Linked DNA regions of Homo sapiens: region 1 is linked to region 2. A link is an interaction called in ENCODE POLR2A ChIA-PET data of the cell type or tissue named here. Cell type or tissue: CD4-positive, alpha-beta T cell. All regions are shown on one strand.

What was found. Peaks named below come from ENCODE experiments on the same cell type or tissue, not always from the same donor. Only the 100,000 strongest peaks of a DNase experiment are listed, where the experiment ranks them.
Region 1: POLR2A ChIA-PET joins it to region 2 with 5 read pairs; 2 of 35 experiments call an interaction of 5 or more read pairs at or near these places.

The regions. Positions count from the first base shown.
Region 1 is chr3:56,643,419-56,647,418 of GRCh38, forward strand. It overlaps TASOR (transcription activation suppressor), which reads right to left. Exons shown (of 24, transcript NM_001365635.2): 14 at 3,104-3,805. Among named protein-coding and RNA genes, the nearest start is that of TASOR, 38 kb to the right of the region's middle. In CD4-positive, alpha-beta T cell, no CTCF peak of the experiment used is centred here; no DNase peak of the experiment used is centred here.
Region 2 is chr3:56,723,106-56,727,105 of GRCh38, forward strand. No RefSeq gene overlaps it. Among named protein-coding and RNA genes, the nearest start is that of TASOR, 42 kb to the left of the region's middle. In CD4-positive, alpha-beta T cell, no CTCF peak of the experiment used is centred here; a DNase peak (open chromatin) is centred at 2,306; H3K27ac peaks cover 1,149 bases.

The DNA.
Region 1 (4,000 bases), 80 kb before region 2:
CCTCATAAAATGACTGGGCTCACCACCAAATCAAGATCAGGGTGTTTTAAAAGTTAGAATATGGCTGGGCATGGTGGCTCACGCCTGTAATCCCAGCACTTTGGGAGGCCGAGGCGGGCGGATCACAAGGTCAGGAGATCGAGACCATCCTGGCTAACACGGTGAAACCCCGTCTCTGCTAAAAACACAAACAAGTAACCAGGCATGGTGGCGGGCGCCCCAGCTACTCGGGAGGCTGAGGCAAGAGAATGGCGAGAACCAGGGAGGCGGAGCTTGCAGTGAGCCGAGATTGTGCCACTGCACTCCAGCCTGGGCGACAGAGCGAGACTCCGTCTCAAAAAAAAAAAAAACAAAAAAAAAAGTTAGAATACAACCTTGAAATCTCTACCTTCAGAAACAAAGTATGCAAAATTACTTAAAAAGAAATAAGTAAGAAACACCTAAAAATGCAAGTCTGATAGTCACTAGTTTTAGTTAAGCATTCTACCCTTCTTCCTCTGCTCCATTTCTCATTTGGTTTATTATAATTAGTATGGCTTTCTCATCATTTTAATTATTGATGAAGCCTGATTTTTACCCACAACTATTTTTTCACATACACAGAATTAGTTACCAACAAAAACAGTACCAAAAAATAAGTATCTTATTTATTGAGTGCATATAATGTGCTCAGTGACAGGAAATGCAGCAGTTTGTTGTCAACAATGCTTTGGAGTCAGTCAGAACTGACTTCGGATTGTGCCACTAACTTCATAACTTTTGGTAAAGTTATTTAACTTATCTGAGATGATTTTCTCATCTGCAAAATTAGGATAATAATGCCTATCACTCAAGAACTATTAATAAATGAGTTCATATACATAAAGTACCTAGCACATAGTAAACAGAGCTCTCAAGACATGTCACAAGATAAGACAGTATGTGTCAGTAAGTGCTAACAGGTTCAGCACAGATTGCAAATCCAGCATAAACTAGAGGAGACCATTAAGGAGAATAGACAGAAAGCTGAGGAGAATATGAACTGCAAAGATATAAGGCTTGAAAGAAATGGAAGCTACTTCAGGAAAAAAAAGAGGGAAATAAAAGACTGACCATGACATACTCTAGGCAGAGAGAGATGACCCTTAACCAAGACATGTGAGAGAACAGTGGGAAACATGGCTGGACATGGCTAGTCTATAACAAAGCCTTAAAAAGCAAGTATATAAGATGAGATTGGTAGCAAATTAGCAAAGCAATACTGAGAAGAACATGATACTGAAACGGGTGCAAGAAGGTAGTAAGTCAGGAAGGCCACCAAAGAGATAAAGAACACAGACAAAGAGTAACAACATTGCAAAGAGAAAGAGACACACAGGTTAACTAAAGAAAAAATCATTATAGTTACTGCAAAGAAAAGTAATGTCAAATAGAACTTTCTGCAATAATGGAAATGTTCTCTCTCTGTACTAATACAATGGTGTGGTTGTTGAAATGTATTTTAATTTCATTTTAATTCAAACTTAAATAAAAACATATGGCTAGTGGCTACCACATTGAATACCATAACAATAAAAGAAGTAAAAGGAGAGCAGGCTGAGCATGGTGGCTGACGACTGTAATCCCAGCACTTTGGGAGGCCGAGGCAGACAGATCACTTGAGGTCAGGAGTTCAAGACCAGCCTGGCCAACATGGCAAAACCCCGTCTCCACTAAAGATACAAAAATTAGCCAGGCACAGTAGTACGTGCCTGTAATTCCAGCTACTGGGGAGACTCAGGCACGAGAATCTTTTGAACCAGGTAGGCAGAGGTTGCAGTGAGCCAAGACTGAGCCACTGCACTACAGCCTGGGTGACGGAGTGAGATTTTGTCTCAAAAATAAATAAATAAATAAAAAGAGCAGGAAAGTGAAAAGTGAGGATACAAATACAGATTGCTAAGAGCAAAAGTGTAAAAAGACACTGATCTGACTAACCTAGACTAAGACACTGATCTGACTAACCTAGACTAAGACACACTGAATCTGAAGAGACAAGTTGCTTAATAAAAAGCATAAGAATATTCAGTTCTGCCATAATCAGAGGAGCAACAGTAACACAAAACGTGGATTGTTATGTCAACTTTCTATGAATGCAAAAGAACTCATTCTGTGCTTATCAACTAGTAGTGTGAAGATCTTAAAAATCTAGATAAAAGTGTTTTAGCTGACTTGCAATATTGAAACAAACACACTTAAAACAAGCGCCTTACATGTCTATCTTTTTCTGTCAACTAAAACAAAACAAAGGAAAAAAGAACAACAAAAAAAGAAAAACCCAAAGATATTCCTGGATTCTTGGGGTAGAAAAGAGTATGTGTATGCATATTTTATTTTCAAATTCAGAAGGTTCCTTTTCATTATGCAACAGCCTAAAAGATACTACTATTCTGATATTATACTTCTTCAACTATAAAAATAAAGGAATATGGCCAGGCGTGGTGGCTCACGCCTGTAATCCCAGCACTTTGGGAGGCCGAGGCAGGCGGATCACGAGGTCAGGAGATCGAGACCATCCTGGCTCACATGGTGAAACCCCGTCTCTACTAAAAATACAAAAAATTAGCCGGGCATGGTGGCAGGCGCCTGCAGTCCCAGCTACTCGGGAGGCTGAGGCAGGAGAATGGCATGAACCCAGGAGGTGGAGCTTGCAGTGAGCCGAGATCATGCCACTACACTCCAGCCTTGGGGAGACATCAAGACTCCGTCTCAAAAAAAATAAAGGAATATAAAAGGACAAGAGTTCTGATTAGTATTATTATGTCATGTTAACCTAAACCAAACAATTTAGAAATCTGATGTACCAGGGCAGGAATTGTAAAGTGTTTCCTGTACTGGGCCAGGTAGCAAATATTTTAGGCTTTGTGGGCCATACAGTCTCAGTGCCAACTCTGCCATGACAGCATGAGAGCAGCTACATACACATAAATAAATGGGCATGGCTGTATTCAAATACAACTTTCTTTACAAAAATAGTGGACAGGCTGAATTTGACCCTCAGGCTTTAATTTATACGCCCCTCTGCTACAAGAAAGAACAGAACTACTTTATTTTTGGCTGTTATAAGAGCAATCTGATATTTTACCTTCATACAGATGGCAATTTTCAGATAAATTACTGGTTTTGGCGAGCTTTCTCATATTTTCAGGTAGATCCTCAAGCTTCCTCTTCAAGACAGTTTTGCTTCTCATATCTTCTGTGTCTGAGTCCCCACCCACACTCTTTTTCCTACACTGAATTAAATTAATCAATTCTTTGACTCTATCCTTATCATAATCCAAAGAATGAGATGATCTTTGCTTTCCAGATATAATGGCTTCACCTCTTGAGTTATTTCGTTTTCCAAATTTCATTTTTGTACCATTCATTTCTTCTTCTTGACCTTCATAATCTGAAAGTGGACTAAACTGCTGAAGTTTTCTATTTTCTTCAAATAGTTCTTTTAATTTACAAATAGGTAACTGATACACTTCAGGCCGAAAAATATAGGCATGCAAACAAGTATCAATATGGGATTTATTTCTGGGAGCTGAGTATAAGAATTTTTTATCATCTAATCGTGAATCATATGGAAACATAATAAACTCTCGTTTACCTGAACCAAAACCTCGCTTAAAAAATTCACTTACATACTTTTCAACAACAGAATGAAAATTTATGGCGCTTATATTTTTGAATTCCTTTCGACACTGAATCAAAGAAAATTGTAAAAACTGAGCTATTTTTAATACATCTGGCATGCTCTCATGCCTCTCCTGTGGTGCTGCATTGGTTGAACCTTTTTGTGCTGTAAATAAAACAAACAAACAAAAAAGCAAACCATGTTAGCAATCAAGAAACTAATCAAATACAGATCTAAATATTGCCAAAGAAGTATAAAAACATTTATACATTAATGTTGAACCAGACGAGTATGTACCCTAGTACATATATACAATATAGCAAATATATGAATAGCATGCTTGTAAAGTCCAGGATCCTA
Region 2 (4,000 bases):
TGTGACCTCACGATAAGAGATGCAACCAGCCCAAGGAAATCCTCCAGGTGGGAGCTGGAGGAATGAATACTCTAAACTCACTCTTCTCCCTCTCACTGATATAATGACAGGATTTTCACTGGGCCAAACCAAACCAGAAACGTCAGGCAGGAGAGCCCATGATGAAGTACACACAGAAGAGTGAATCAGGGTGCATAGTGGATTTGGAGAAGTAAACAAAAATACGGGGCATAGCCCCATTCTAAGGTTTTTTTTTTTTTTTTTTTTGAGACGGAGTCTCGCTCTGTCGCCAGGCCGGAGTGCAGTGGTGTGATCTCGGCTCACTGCAACCTCCACCTCCCAGGTTCAAGCAATTCTCCTGCCTCAGCCTCCTGAGTAGCTGGGACTATGGGCACGCCACCACACCCAGCTAATTTTTTGTATTTTAAGTAGAAATGGAGTCTCACCATGTCAGCCAGGATGGTCTCGATCTCTTGACTTCGTGATCCGCCCGCCTCAGCCTCCCAAAGTGCTGGGATTACAGGTGGGATTACAGGCATGAGCCACCATGCCTGGCCCATTCTAAGTACTTTGGATGTATTACTACATTGAATCCTCCCCCAAATCCTATTAATTACCATTATTATTCCCAGATAAACAATGAAAGATGAAGGAAAATTCAACTGAACTGTGACATCTTCTGAGAGTTCAGAGAAGACACTGCCTTCATTAAATAAAAATAAGGGTGCTTTAAGTATAGAAAGAATGATAGAAAAACTTATAGTAGAAAAAAAAACTGATGGCAACCCTCTCCTCAAATTAATAGAAGGATCTGAAGACAAAGGTGAGGAAATCTCCTTGAGAGTTGAACAAAATATAAATAAATAAAAAGTAAGAATAAAGAGATTAAGACTATTTGAAAATCAATCCAGAAGTTAAGGCATAAAATCCAGAAGGTTCATCTCTCTTTCTGGAATTCCTGAAAGAGAAAATAGAAAATTGTGGGAATGAAAATATGTAAGAAAAAAAAATACAAGAAAAAATTCCAAATTATCTGGATTGAAAAGTCTCTCCAGGTATATAGTACAACGAATGAAAAAGACCCAGGCCAAGGCCACACTTTTGAGAAATTTCACATGTACGGTTTATTTTTTTTTATTTTTTGAGACAGAGTCTCACTGTGTTACCCAGGCTGGAATGCAGTGGTGCAATCTGTGCTCACTGCAACCTCCACCTCCCAAGTTCAAGTGATTCTCGTGCCTCAGCCTCCTGAGTATCTGGGATTACAGGCGCCTGCCACCATGCCCAGCTAATTTTTCATATTTTTAATAGAGACGGGGTTTCACCATGTTGGCCAGACTGATCTTCAACTCCTGGTCTCAAGTGATCTGCCCTCTTCGGCCTCCCAAAGTGCTGGGATTACAGGCATAAGGCACCATGCCTGGGCAACATGTACAAATTTAAAAGTGATTATTAAATAACAATGAAAACTACTAGCTCTTAGTATCTTTTTAAAAAGTGATTTCACATACAGTCTCACATTTAAATGGGCTTGAAGGGTCCAGTGTCCCTGGCAACAGAGAATAAAACACTTGTAGGATGTCATTTTCAAACCTTTCACAGATGAGAGAGCACAGTTCATTAATACCTAGGTATGTTTGCATGTGGACAAGCTTTGGAATGCATGTCCAGTTTCCTAGGCTAAGTGATTAGCTCTTAAAGATACAGTGCATGACTTCTAATTCCTTGCTATTCCCTCACGTCAACTGAAAACTGCTTTGACTAGGTAGGTCTGTGCAGCTGACTGATATATGAACCAAGCCTGGAGAAAGGAGATATGATGTCATGAGCATTTTTTTTTCCAACTTGTTTCCCTCAATACCCTTCAGGTACAGTGAATACGGTCACCTTTTCTCACTGTGTGCTCATGCGGACAAGGTTTTAAATTTTGATGATTGTCAGATTTTTACTGGTAGGTTTGGGCTTGGGTAACCCTCTTCCCTTCCAATAGTGTAGTTCTAGAATTCTGTCAATAAACAAGCTAGTGTGAATTAATTGAATCAGCTGCATCAATAAGGGGGGGTATTCAGTGTCTTCTCTCCTCAATGCCAAGGGGAACCAGGTGAGTGAAACTGATTGGCCAGACAGTTTCTTTGCCAAATCTTTGAGAGTCCTCAGGCTTTGGGAGAATTAGTAAAAAACGGACATGGACAGAATGTAAATGGAAAGTTGAACAGGCTCTTCACCAAGATGGTGGGTTGCAGTTTCCTGCAGCCACACAGTCTTTGTTGAAACAGGGCTGTGGTTATGAAGAGTTGTGCATTCTTAGCTGCCGCAGACTGTGCTGGGAATGGAAACTAAAGCAGTCAGTGGCGGTGACCACAACCCAGAAGCTGAAACCATGCTCTAATTTTACAGAAAATTGCTAGTTCTGGCTCTGTTCATTGCTTATGAGTTTTCATTTAGACTGCAAGGATTACATCTAGTTGTATGTGAAATAACATCTTGAAAATTGACTGAAGAAAAACCATTTAGCCCTCACTCATTTGTACTAACCCACAAAATGTCAGTACAAACATCTTCTAATATACTGTAAGATACATCCTTTAGCATTGACAGTCAGTACAATTATAGGAGTGAAAAACAGAGGGAATAGCCAAAGCAGCAGTGAGAAAAGAGGACGGACAAAAAAGATGAGGAGGAGGAGGAAGAAAAAAATTAGGAGAAGCGACTTTGCATTTGGGAAAAAATTTGGACTTATATTTATTTATGTGAATATCTTGCCAAATTTGGGAATTAACAGTATGTTAAAGAAAATGGTGAGAGCTGGCCGGGCGTGGTGGCTCAGGCCTGTAATCCCAGCACTTTGGGAGGCCGAGGCAGGCAGATCACAAGGTCAGGAGATCGAGACCATCCTGGCTAACACGGTGAAACCCCGTCTCTACTAAAAATACAAAAAATTAGCCGGGCGTGGCAGCGTGCGCCTGTAGTCCCAGCTACCTGGGAGGCTGAGGCAGAAGGATGGCATGAACCCAGGAGGTGGAGCTTGCAGTGAGCTGAGATCGCACCACTGCACTCCAGCCTGGGTGACAGAGCGAGACTGTCTCAAAAAAAAAAAAAAAAAAAAAAGAAAAAGAAAAAAAAGAAAATGGTGAGAGCTTATTGTAAAGATAAGACTAACTACCAGCCTTATTGGGCCAATGTGCTATTGAGAATTGGCTACTAACAGCTTAAAAATGTTTAGCCTTTTCATCTAAAAAACCTCACTCATTGTGGGACAGAGTACTAATCTTTTTTTTCTTTTTTGAGATAGGTTCTCACTCTGTCACCCAGGCTGGAGTGCAATGGTGTGATCACAGCTCACTGCAACCTCTGCCTCCTAGGCTCAAGGGATCCTCCCGACTCAGCCTCCTGAGTAGCTGGGACTATAGGCACATGCCATCAAGCCTGGCTAATTTTTGTGCTTTTGTAGAGATGAGGTTTTGCCATGTTGCCTAGGCTGGTCTTGAACTCCTGGGCTCAAGTAATTCACCTGCCTTGGCCTCCCAAACTGCTAGGATTAGAGGTATAGCCACTGTGCTCAGACTAGAAAGAGTACTAATCATTTTAATTAAAGTAGACTGAAATTCCAGTAAGAATTTCAAAGTGAAATTTGCCTTCTTTTATTTAGCCTCAAGTTCCTCAACAGTTACCTATATTAGCAGTGAGATTCAACATTTCTTTTCTATAACAACTATGACTTACCACTTGACTTTATACATAGTATGGATTCCAGATAGAGTTATTAAAAGTGAACACATAAATAAGTGAATGAATAGAGAATGCTTGAGAAAACAGATTTTAGAATTATGAGTTCTTGGACAGACTCAGAGGCTTACGCCTGTAATCCCAACACTTTAGGAGGTTGTGGCAGAAGGATCACTTGAGGCCAGGAGTTCAGGACCAGCCTAGGCAGCATAGTGAAACTTCAATCTTTACAAAAAATTTAAAAATTAGCCAGATGTGGTGGTGTGTACCTGTA